Regions from separate parts of the Homo sapiens genome. Here region 2 is linked to region 1. A link is a loop called in an ENCODE intact Hi-C map of the cell type or tissue named here. Cell type or tissue: tibial artery. All regions are shown on one strand. Each heading gives the region's core, and the rest is flanking DNA. Links, peaks and the distances in the headings are about the cores only.

The links. Peaks named below come from ENCODE experiments on the same cell type or tissue, not always from the same donor. Only the 100,000 strongest peaks of a DNase experiment are listed, where the experiment ranks them.
Region 2: a loop joins it to region 1, with 3 times the contacts of the local background. A loop is called at or near these places in 31 of 110 quality-filtered maps.

What each region holds. Positions count from the first base shown.
Region 1 is chr9:131,384,561-131,389,930 of GRCh38, forward strand. It overlaps a transcript of PRRC2B not described here. Among named protein-coding and RNA genes, the nearest start is that of PRRC2B, 6.8 kb to the right of the region's middle. In tibial artery, for the core only: no CTCF peak of the experiment used is centred there; no DNase peak of the experiment used is centred there.
Region 2 is chr9:131,434,555-131,439,924 of GRCh38, forward strand. PRRC2B (proline rich coiled-coil 2B) reads left to right here. Exons shown (of 32, transcript NM_013318.4): 4 at 2,066-2,168; 5 at 4,435-4,507. Among named protein-coding and RNA genes, the nearest start is that of PRRC2B, 43 kb to the left of the region's middle. RefSeq lists enhancers at 1,522-2,497, 2,498-3,471. In tibial artery, for the core only: no CTCF peak of the experiment used is centred there; no DNase peak of the experiment used is centred there; H3K27ac peaks cover 2,929 bases.

The sequences.
Region 1 (5,370 bases), core at 95-5,094:
GGTGTGAGCCACTGCGCCCGGCCTAATTTTTGTATTTTTAGTAGAGATGGGGTTTCACCATCTTGGCCAGGCTGGTCTTGAACTCTTGACCTTGTGATCCACCCGCCTCAGCCTCCCAAAGTGCTGGGATTACAGGCGTGAGCCACTGCGCCTGGCTTAATTTTGCACTTTTTTAGTAGAGACGGGGTTTCACCATGCTGATCAGGCTAGTCATGAACTCCTGACCTCAAGTGATCCACCCACCTTAGCCTCCCAAAGTGCTGGGATTACAGCTGTGAGCCACCGCGCCTGGTCGAAGGAGACATTTTCACATTGGCTGTAACAGGAGTGGAACCAGAGCTGGAAGATGGACAGGAAGTAACTGAGTGAAACCAGGAGAGCAAGGCTGGAGAGAGTGGGCATGAACCAATGAGCAAGTGTTGGGTTGTGTTTTGTTTCCTTTTAGTTAATTAATTTAATTTTTTGAGATGGAGTTTCACTCTTGTCGCCCAGGCTGGAGTGCAATGGTGTGATCTTGGCTGACTATAACCTCTGCCTCCTGGGTTCAAGCGATTCTCCTGCCTCAGCCTCCCGAGTAGCTGGGATTACAGGCATGAGCTACACCAGTAAGTTTCCTAATATTTAAAAGAAAACAGCCGGGCACTGTGGCACATGCCTATAATCCCAGCTACTTGGGAGGCTGAGGCAGGAGAATCACTTGAACCTGGTAGGCGGAAGTGGCAGTGAGCTGAGATCGTGCTGTTGCACTCCAGCCTGGGTAACGAGCGAAAAACTCCGTCTCAAAAAAAAAAAAAGTTTCCTTCAGGGTCCCCCAAATGTCCTGGGAAATCCCACCCAGGAGCCAGCCCTCACTGGCAGCCTCAGACCACAGACAGCAGCTGCCACAGCTGGCCCAGCACATCAGCCTTGCTCTCCCCTGGAAAGGCTAAACTTCCCAGACTGGCACTGCTGGATTCTTCTAGTCCTGGCTCGGCTACCCATGTCATTTGTGTCCTTGCCTATGTAAGTCACTTAACTTCTGACCTAAATTTCCTTATCCGTAAAGTGGGAGAAATAATAACAGTCTTGCAAGTGTTAATTAAGTTATCTTAGCAGCATGCCTGGCCCAGAAAAATGCTCAGTAAACAACAGCTATCCTCATTCTTTTTTTTGAGGCGGAGTCTCGCCTTGTCGCCCAGGCTGGAGTGCAGTGGTGTGATCTCGGCTCACTGCAAGCTCCGCCTCCTGGGTTCACGCCATTCTCCTGCCTCAGCCTCCTGAATAGCTGGGACTACAGGCGCCCACCACCACGCCCGGCTAATCTTTTGTATTTGTAGTAGAGATGGGGTTTCACCATGTTAGCCAGGATGGTCTCAATCTCCTGACCTCGTGATCCGCCCACCTCGGCCTCCCAAAGTGCTGGGATTACAGGCGTGAACCACGGCGCCCGGCCATCATTCTTATTGTTGTCATCTCAGAGAGAAGTGCAGAGAGAAGAGGATTTCCTGAACTTGGGATGTGGTTTGGATGTAGCCTAACCATTGAGTTTTACGGGGCAAGTGAAGGATCTCTGTTTGTTTGTTTTTTTTAAGAGATAGGGTCTTGCTCTGTTGCCCAGGCTGGAGTGCAGTGGCGTGAACATGTCTCACTGCAGCCTCGACTTCCTGGGCTCAAGCAATCCTCCCACCTCAGCCTCCGGAATAGCTGGGACTGCAAGTGTGCACCAACATTCTCGGCTAATTTTTTAATTTTTTTGTGGAGATGGGGCATCTCACTGTTGCCTATGCTGCTGGTCTTGAACTCCTGGGTTCAAGCAGTTTTCCTGCCTTGGCCTCCCAGAGTCCCGTGATTATAGGTGTGAGCCACTGCGCCTGGCCTATGCCTGTGGCTTTTTAACTCCCAGGGATGCAGCAGCTCCCACTGTCCCCAGAGGGTGTCACCCCACTTCCAGATCTGCCCGAGGAACAGAGCCTTTGACTTGACTTTCCCCCCTTAATACTTCCTCATCTGTCTTCCCAGAACACCCACGTCCTTCCAGGTTTTTCATACGCTTATGTCCTCTCTTGTCAGATGATAAAAACGGGTAACCCTATGAGTCCCAGGGTCCCTTCTGTTGTAGCCAATGAGGTCAAGGGCCAGACACCCATTCTGCCATTCAACAAACCAACCAAATTCATTGAGCACTCACTATTTGCCAGGCACCATGCTTGATGCTAAGGATAGCACAGGTGTATTAGGGTTCTCTTAGAGGGACAGAACTAGTAGGATATATATAATCATATATATATATAAGTCATATATATATATAGGAGTTTATTAAGTATTAATTTACACGATCACAAGGTCCCACAACAGGCTGGCTGTCTGCAAGCTGAGGAGCATGGAGAGCCGGTCCAGGTTCCAAAACTGAAGAACTTTGGGAGAAAGATGTAGGCTGTGAAGTTAGGCCTGTCTCTTTCTTTCTTTCTTTCTTTCTTTTTTGAGACAGTCTCGCTCTTGTTGCCCAGGCTGGAGTGCAATGGCACGATCTCGGCTCACCGCCACCTCAGCCTTCCGGGTTCAAGCGATTCTTCTGCCTCATCCTCCCAAGTAGCTGGGATTACAGGCATGCACCACCACGCCTGGTTAATTTTGTATTTTTAGTAGAGACGGGATTTCTCCATGTTGGTCAGGCTGGTCTCGAACTCCCGATCTCAGGTGATCCGCCCGTCTCCGCCTCCCAAAGTGCTGGGATTACAGGCGTGAGCCACCGCGCCCGGCCACCTGTCTCTCTCTCTCTTAGTTTTCTGCCTGTTTTATGTTCCGTGGCAGCTGATTGGATTGTGCCCACCAGATTAAGGGTGGGTCTGCCTTCCCCGGCCACTGACTCAAATGTTAATCTCTTTTGGCAACACCCTCACAGACACACCCAGGATTAATACTTTATATCTTTCAATACAATCAAGTTGACACTCAGTATTAACCATCACAGCAGAGAACCAAATGGACTAAGTCCTTGTCCTCCTGAGCCTTAGACCGATATCTCCCTTGTGCCAGACTTAATCCCTGAGGGATTTGCATCAAATAAGACAGATGCGGTCATCCTGCCTCTCACGGTACTGTCATCTCCTCCACTTCCCAAACTTTGGCAAAGGCTGTGAGGAACAGTGGAGAAGGTAAAGAGCTCACTGCCCCTGTGCCACCACCGAGAGTGTGAAACCTGCCCAGCACTGAGTGGCATGTGCTATAAAGTATAAAATACATGCCGGACTTGAAGACTTCATGTGACCACAAAGAATGTCAGTGATCTCATTTATAATTTTAAAATATTAATTACCTGTTGCAACAGTAATATTTTTGATATAGTAGGCTAAATAAAATTCATTATTAGGCCAGGTGCAGTGGCCCATGCCTGTAATCCCAGCACTTTGGGAGGCCCAGGTGGGTGGATCACTTGAGGCCAGGAGTTCAAGACCAGCTTGGCCAACATGGCAAAACCCCATCTCTACCTAAAATACAAAAAGTTAGCTGGGTGCGATGGCACACGCTATGTAGGAGGCTGAGGCATGAGAATCATTTGAACGCATTGTGGGCGGGGGGCCGAGGTTGCAGTGAGCCGAGATTGCTCCACTGCACTCCAGCCTGGGCAACAGAGCGAGACGCTGTCTAAAAAAAAAAAAAAATCATTATTAAAATTAATTTCATCAACTTTTACTTTTACTTTTTTTTTTTTTTTTTTTAGATGGAGATTCCCTCTTGTTGCCCAGGCTGGAGTGCAGTGGTGCAATCTTGGCTTACTGCTACCTCCACCTCCCAGGTTCAAGCAATTCTCCTGCCTCAGCCTCCCGAGTAGCTGGGATTACAGGCATACACCACCACACCCATCTAATTTTTTGTATTTCGTAGAGATGGGGTTTCACCATGTTGGTCAGGCTGGTCTTGAACTCCCAACCTCAGGTGATCCGCGCACCTCGGACTCCCAAAGTGCTGGGATTACAGACGTGTGCCACCACGCCCAGCACTTTTTTTCTTTTCTTTTCTTTTGAGACAGAGTCTTGCTCTGTCACCAGGCTGGAGTGCAGTGGCGCGATCTTGGCTCACTGCAACCTCCGCCTCCTGGGTTCAAGTGATTCACCTGCCTCATCCTCCTGAATAGCTAGGACTACAGGCACACGCCACTATGCTCAGCTAATTTTTGTATTTTTAATAGAGACAGGGTTTCACCATGTTGGCCAGGATGGTCTCGATCTCTTGACCTCGTGATCCGCCCTCCTTGGACTTCCAAAGTGCTGGGATTACCGCACCTGGCCCCTCCTTTTACCTTTTTTTTTTTTTTTTTTGAGACGGAGTCTCGCTCCGTTGCCCAGGCTGGAGTGCAGTGGCATGATCTTGGCTCACTGCAACCTCCCCCTCCCGGATTCAACCAATTCTCCTGCCTCGTCCTTCCAAGTAGCTGGGACTACAAGTGCATGCCGCCACTCCTGGCAAATTTTTTGTATTTTAGTAGAGATGGGGGTTTCACCATGTTGCCCAGGCTGGTCTCGAACTCCTGAGCTCAGGCAATCCACCCACCTTGGCCTCCCAAAGTGCTGGGATTACAGGTGTGAGCCACTGCGCCTGGCTCCTTTCAATTTTTTTTTTTTTTTTTTTTGAGACAGAGTTTCGCTCTTGTTGCCCAAGCGGGAATGCAGTGCTGGGATCACGGCTTACCACAACCTCCGCTTCCCTGGTGAATCAAGCGATTCTCCTGCCTCAGCCTCCCAAGTAACTGGGATTACAGGCATGCGCCACCATGCCTGGCTCAGTTTTTGTATTTTTAGTAGAGATGGGGTTTCTCCATGTTGGTCAGGCTGGTCTCACACTCCCAACCTCAGGCAATCCGCCCACCTTGGCCTCCCAAAGTGCTAGGATCACATGCATGAGCCACTGTGCCTGGCTGGGCAAGTCACTGAACTTTCTGATGCTCTATTTTCTCGACTGTTAAGTGCAGGTATTCAAAACACCAGGTATGTTTTCTTCCTCTGACACCTTGCTGGATGCTTTGTCCCCATAGTGGTGACAGTAGGGGAAGGGAGGCTGGGCACCCACCTCCAGGCTTGCTGAGGTTTGGAGGCTTTAGTGCATGTGCTTATTTGGCTGGTTTTGTGAGCCGTGTGTTTTGTGTGGTTGGTCAGGAGCCATGATTTTGGCCTCAGTTGTCCAGGCATCCACTTTTCAACCACCATGGAGATTGAGTGCTTACTTTGTGCCAAGCTCTCTTCTCTGCTTGGGGATCCCAGCTGGAGAGACACCACAGTGCTCCCCACCCAATTTTCGCAGGTAGAAACTCTTAGGCACCAAAAGGCTAGCTCTGCTGGTTGGAGACAGAACCAGAACTAAAACCTCGGAACATGGTTGTTTTTTTTTTTGTTT
Region 2 (5,370 bases), core at 65-5,064, 50 kb after region 1:
ACTACTTGGAAGCTTCTCTTTTAGGTAGAAGGAGATGTAAGAACCCGATCAGTAGCCTTCTGTTTGTAATAATCACGAATGGTGAGTTGCCTGGGTCAGGTGAATCTTGGAAGAGGGTGTCTGTATAGAGTTTGGCTTCCATTTACAGATAAGCCACTTGTATTGGAGGAGTTCCCACCAGGGGGGTGGCTGCCCTCCTTGAATCTCGTTGAGTGAAAAGTTGCCTACTGTGACCGGAGCGCTGAGTTAGAGCAGAAACCTTCATTCGGCCATTTCTTGTTGATTTCATCACTTCACCTGTGGAGTGTAAATTCACTGACACAGCCTTTTTTTGGAGGGCAGCCTGGCAATCATTTAAACTTCAAAATATCTTTTGATCCAGCATTTCCATTTCTAAGGTCGTATGCTATGGAATTACTTACAGAAAAATGGTGCAAAGATATGTATTAAAAAAAATTCTTGGCCGGGTGCAGTGGCTGACATCTGTAATCCCAGCACTTTGGGAGGCCGAGGAGGGTGGATCACCTGAGGTCAGGAGTTCAAGACCAGCCTGACCAACATGGCGAAACCCGATCTCTACTAAAAATACAAAAATTAGCTGGGCGTGGTCGTGCACGCCTGTAATCCCAGCTACTTGGGAGGATGAGGCAGGAGAATTGCTTGAACCCGGGAGGCAGAGGTTGCAGTGAGCCGAGATCATGCCACTGCACTTTAGCCAGAGTGACAGAGCGAGATTCCATCTCGAAAAAAAAGAAAAGAAAAAAAAGTTCTTATTGTAGGTCGGGCGCAGTGGCTCACACCTGTAATCCCAGCACTTTGGGAGGCTGAACTGAGCAGATCACATGAGGTCAGGAGTTCAAGACTGGCCTGGCCAACATGTTGAAACCCCGTCTCTGCTAAAAATACAAAAATTAGCCAGGCGTGGTGCTGCATAACTGTAATCCCAGATATTCGGGAGACTGAGGCAGGAGAATCGCTTGAACCTGGGAGAAAGAGGTTGCAGTGAGCTGAGATCATGCCACTGCACTGCAACCTGGGCGGCAGAATGAGACTCCATCTAAAAAAAAAAAAAAAAAAAAAAAAAGCCAAAAAATTCTTATTGCAGTTGTATCTGTAAGGGGGAAGAAAAACCCATATGAGAGACTGGTTAAATTATGACCTGTCTAGTTGTGTTGTGTGCTCATTAAAAGCAAAAGGAAGATCCGTTTCTATGTTGATGAAAAGATGTTCAGATGCATGAAGTAAAAAAGTCATAGAGCTTTATGTATGGGGTCACTCCACTTCTGTTAGAAAAATACTGTATTCCTGCAGTGTAAAACTCTGCTGGTTAAAAACAAAACTGTATTAACAGGTATAGAAAAGTCTGCTTGGAGTTTCTCTCTGGATGATGAGATCATGATGTTCTGTGTTACCTAGTTTTATTTATAAGTTTATTTTTACTATGAGCATGTATTTCTTTTATAAACTCAGAGAAGGTTAAAAAGTCAGCCCTCTGAGTAGGTATGGGCTCTGGGTCTGGGGTAAGGGGCACAAGCCCTTCATTCCAGTGATTGAATTTCCCTATTGGCAAATCCTTCATTTGCATTGTTTACAGTGAGCTTTTAGTTTTTGCAGACAGAAGGCTCTACAAGAAGGCAGAAAAGTTTCATTTTTAAAAAAGAAAGGCCAGGCAAGGTGGCTCAAGCCTGTAGTCCCACCTACTCAGAAGGCCGAGATGAGAGGATTGCTTGAGGCCGGGAAGCAGAGGTTGCATTGAGCCAAGTTTACCCCACTACACTCCAGCCTGGGTGATAGAGTGAGACCCCCTGTCTCAAAAAAAAGAAAAAGAAAAAGTCAGAGGACTGTCTTGTGCTAATTTTAAATGTCAGTGACTAGAACTTAAGCATGGTTTGTTTTCTTATTAGTTTTTGCCAGCATAAGAATCTACTGGGGAAAGTCGTATTTTTATTGGCCAGAGGAGGTCTGCTTCCTGTGAGCAGCTGAACAGCTGTGGCTCCTGAGAACGCAGAGACCTGGCCAGCGCACTCTGTGCGGTGCCTGACCCCACTGCCCTGCCTTTGTCTAGTTCCAGTGCGACGGCCTCTCAGCCGCCGGAGTCGCTGCCGCAGCCGGGTTTGCAGAAATCTGTCTCCAATTTGCAGAAACCGACACAGTCAATCAGTCAGGAGGTAGGTGCTGGGACCCCATCCCAACTGTTTCCTGGGCATGGTAGCCCCTAAATCTCTTTGTTGCTGGGGGATGGAAGGAGTTGCTACTGAGAAGTGTGGTTGTGCATGACCTGTCTATTCCAGAGGCACACCCGATGAGTGACTTTAGAAAACCGTCATGGGAAACCGTCAAGGTCAGTGGTTAAGAAATTTAATCTGCAGCTTTTAGAAAAAGACCTCAGATACAGACTAGGATACAGGCACCTACTTTGGTTCCTCTTGATTTACCGTGAGGCAGGGTCACTCAGGCTGGACTGCAGACTAGTTCAGGGTGAAGCTCCATGGAAGCGTCACGTGAGCTCCATGGAAGCTTGGGTCACAGGAAGACAAAAAGTGGCAGGTCACAAAAAGGTTCACTGGCCAGGTGAGTTTGAAAAACAAAACGAAGCGAGCTCCTTTACTGCGGTACTTCTCAGTGCCTTTCATATGCTAATACCTAATGTGACTCTCTGAGAAGAGGATATAATGGGCAGCAGTCCCTGAATTTATTTGTCCCAGGAAACATTTCTTTACCGAATGTCTCTAGGGACTAATGTCTCTCAGAACACGCTTTGGGAAATACGAAGCTACAATCCTTCATTTGTTGATATGTTTTAAGTGTTTTTCTAAGCAGAAAGTAATGATTTCACCAAGCAAGAGCTCATAACACACTCAGTCCATCAGAGCCTGGCTACAGGTTTCCAGAGATTGGCAGGAGGATATACTTAGCCAGAACTAGAAATCTAGATGAGAAGTCTATGAATTTTTTAGAAGACTAAAAGTAGACGTAGATATCTCATATTCACCAGCTCTCTTGACAGCGGGAATGAACATATTTTGGTTTTGCTTTGCTGCATGGGCAATATAAGGTCTCAAATGTCATCCCCTCTCTGCTTTAACCATACTCAGGGAAGTCTGTGGCTTTGCCAGGGCACCCTCTCCCCACCTAACACTGAACCGTGCTTTTAAAATTAAAGACAAGAAAAGAGGTCTATAATCATGCAAGATGCCCTTTTCCTTGGCCTAAATCCACTGGGACCCATAGGCTAGTCAGAGTATTTAGAGTTGAGTTCCTTTCTGCTTCCCAGAATTTGAAAGAAAAGGAGTGAGGTGATAGAGCTGAGAGATCAGATTTGCCTCTGAAGCCTGTTCAAGATGTATGTGCTCAGACCCCACCACTGGGGCCTGTGGGTGAGGTCCTGGGCATCTATTTGAATGAATTGCTGAAGGGGAGCACTATGCCAAGGAAGGGGAACCCATCCTGGCACTGGCACAGGGGTCACCTTATCCAGTGCTCAGTGCTTCTTTGCTGCTACCTGGTTTTCTCTCATATGTGAGGGGCAGGTAAGAAGAAGTGCCCAGTGTTGTGCGAGTTTTAGAACATCTACCAGTAAGTGGGGAAGTTTCACAAAGCAGCAGCTTTGTTTTGTGTATTTTCACCTTCAGTTAGAAGAGGAAGGCTGTGAGATGAATGTTAGTTGAGTGGAAAAGACGGGTGAGCTTAGTGGTTAGAGACTCGAAAGGGCACTGGACATAGGCAGGCTGGAGACTGGTCCTGGTCCTGCTGTTCTGCATCTGACTCAGTCACTCTTCTCTGAGCCTCAGTGGGGGATGTGACTAGAGCCTTCTCAGGGGGTGGTGAGCATTCAGTCAGGCTGGGTGTGCTTCGCATAATGCTGACCCTGGCGAGTTTTCAGCAGAGGTGACCTCCTAGGGTTCTCAGGAGGGGAGCTGTGCCTTGTAGAGTCACGGTCACTACAGAAAGTGCTGCAGCCAGCCCACCCAGATCAAGATCTGGCATGTTGGCCTTCTTTGTTCACGTTCCTCATTAGCAGCTGCGCAGTTTTAAAGACACATGCCGGAACTGGGCCTTAGTCTTTGTCGCTGGAGCAAAATAAAGTAGCTCTCTGTGGACACGGGAGGTTCCAGAGCACCGAATGGAGAGAAACAGGTTTGGGTCCTGGCTTTGCTGTGTCACTGTCTGTGTGACTTGAAGCTGGTCACTCCCCAAATCCTGCTCCTTGTCTGTAGAGTGGGCCTGGCATTTTCTCGTCCCTGGGACCGCTGTGTGGAGTGTGCGTTACAGGGAAGGTTCAGGGCTTTGCTGCTGCTCAGAAAGTGGTGGTGGATGGATCCGTATAGGGTTTGAATCTAAGGTGCTGGCCTCTCAGCACCTTGTTGTAATAGGCTGTTATTGTACAGTGGAATAAGGGAGCTGGCCCTCTTCTGATTCTCTTCCTTCTTTCAGAATACAAATTCAGTGCCAGGTGGACCAAAGTCATGGGCACAGCTGAATGGAAAGCCAGTAGGACACGAAGGTGGTAAGTGCGCACGTGTGTGTGTTGTTTGGGGACGCTGGGGAGAGGGAGGTGAATGCCTTTTCCAGAATGTCTGGTTGGGTCTAGGCACCCAGAAGCTTTGAGGACTCTCTTCCACAAAGAGGTACCGTCTATGGAGCCCTTGCCTGTGCACAGCGGGCGCTGACTCTGTAGAGGTGCCAGCTCTTTGGTTTCTTTGGATGTGTGCTCTTGCTGAGACAGAGGAGTGCTGACTGGGCTGTGCTGCTGGTGATTTTTGATGATAGCTTGAATGTTTCTAGCATACTGTGCTTCAGACCAAACTAGGCAGCAGCTCTGAGTGGGAAGGAGAGTGGTCGTGGTGTGGGCAGACGATTCAAAGGAATGTACTGGGGAAAGCCCACAATTCACTTTCTCCTGTAAAGCAGCACTGGCTGCCCTTTATTACCCTTTGCCACCATCCTGATATCGCCTTCTGCTTCCTGCACTACCCCTGCCAGCCAAGGCTTCACCAGACTTGGTCTTTAGTAGCCTGTATTAGAAAACCAGCTGCACATCCTTCGTTACCTGAACCTCACCCCCAGCCTGCCATGCCTAGGAGGTCCTGCCCCTTATGGGTTGAAATCCCTGTGCTCAAAGGCTCTTCCCTCAGTCTCCAACGGGAAATGACCGATCAATGTGCCAATTGGATTTCAGTGCCCCAGCTTCTCCCAAGGGGCTGAGGGTACAGATCGAGTGCCAGCAGGAGTGCAGTGGCACAATTATAGCCCATTGCAGCCTCGATCTCCCGGGCTCAAGCAATCCTCCCACCTCAGCTTCCTGAGTAGCTGGGACTACAGGTGTGTACCACGACATCTGGCTGATTTTTTTTTTTTTTCTTTCCATTC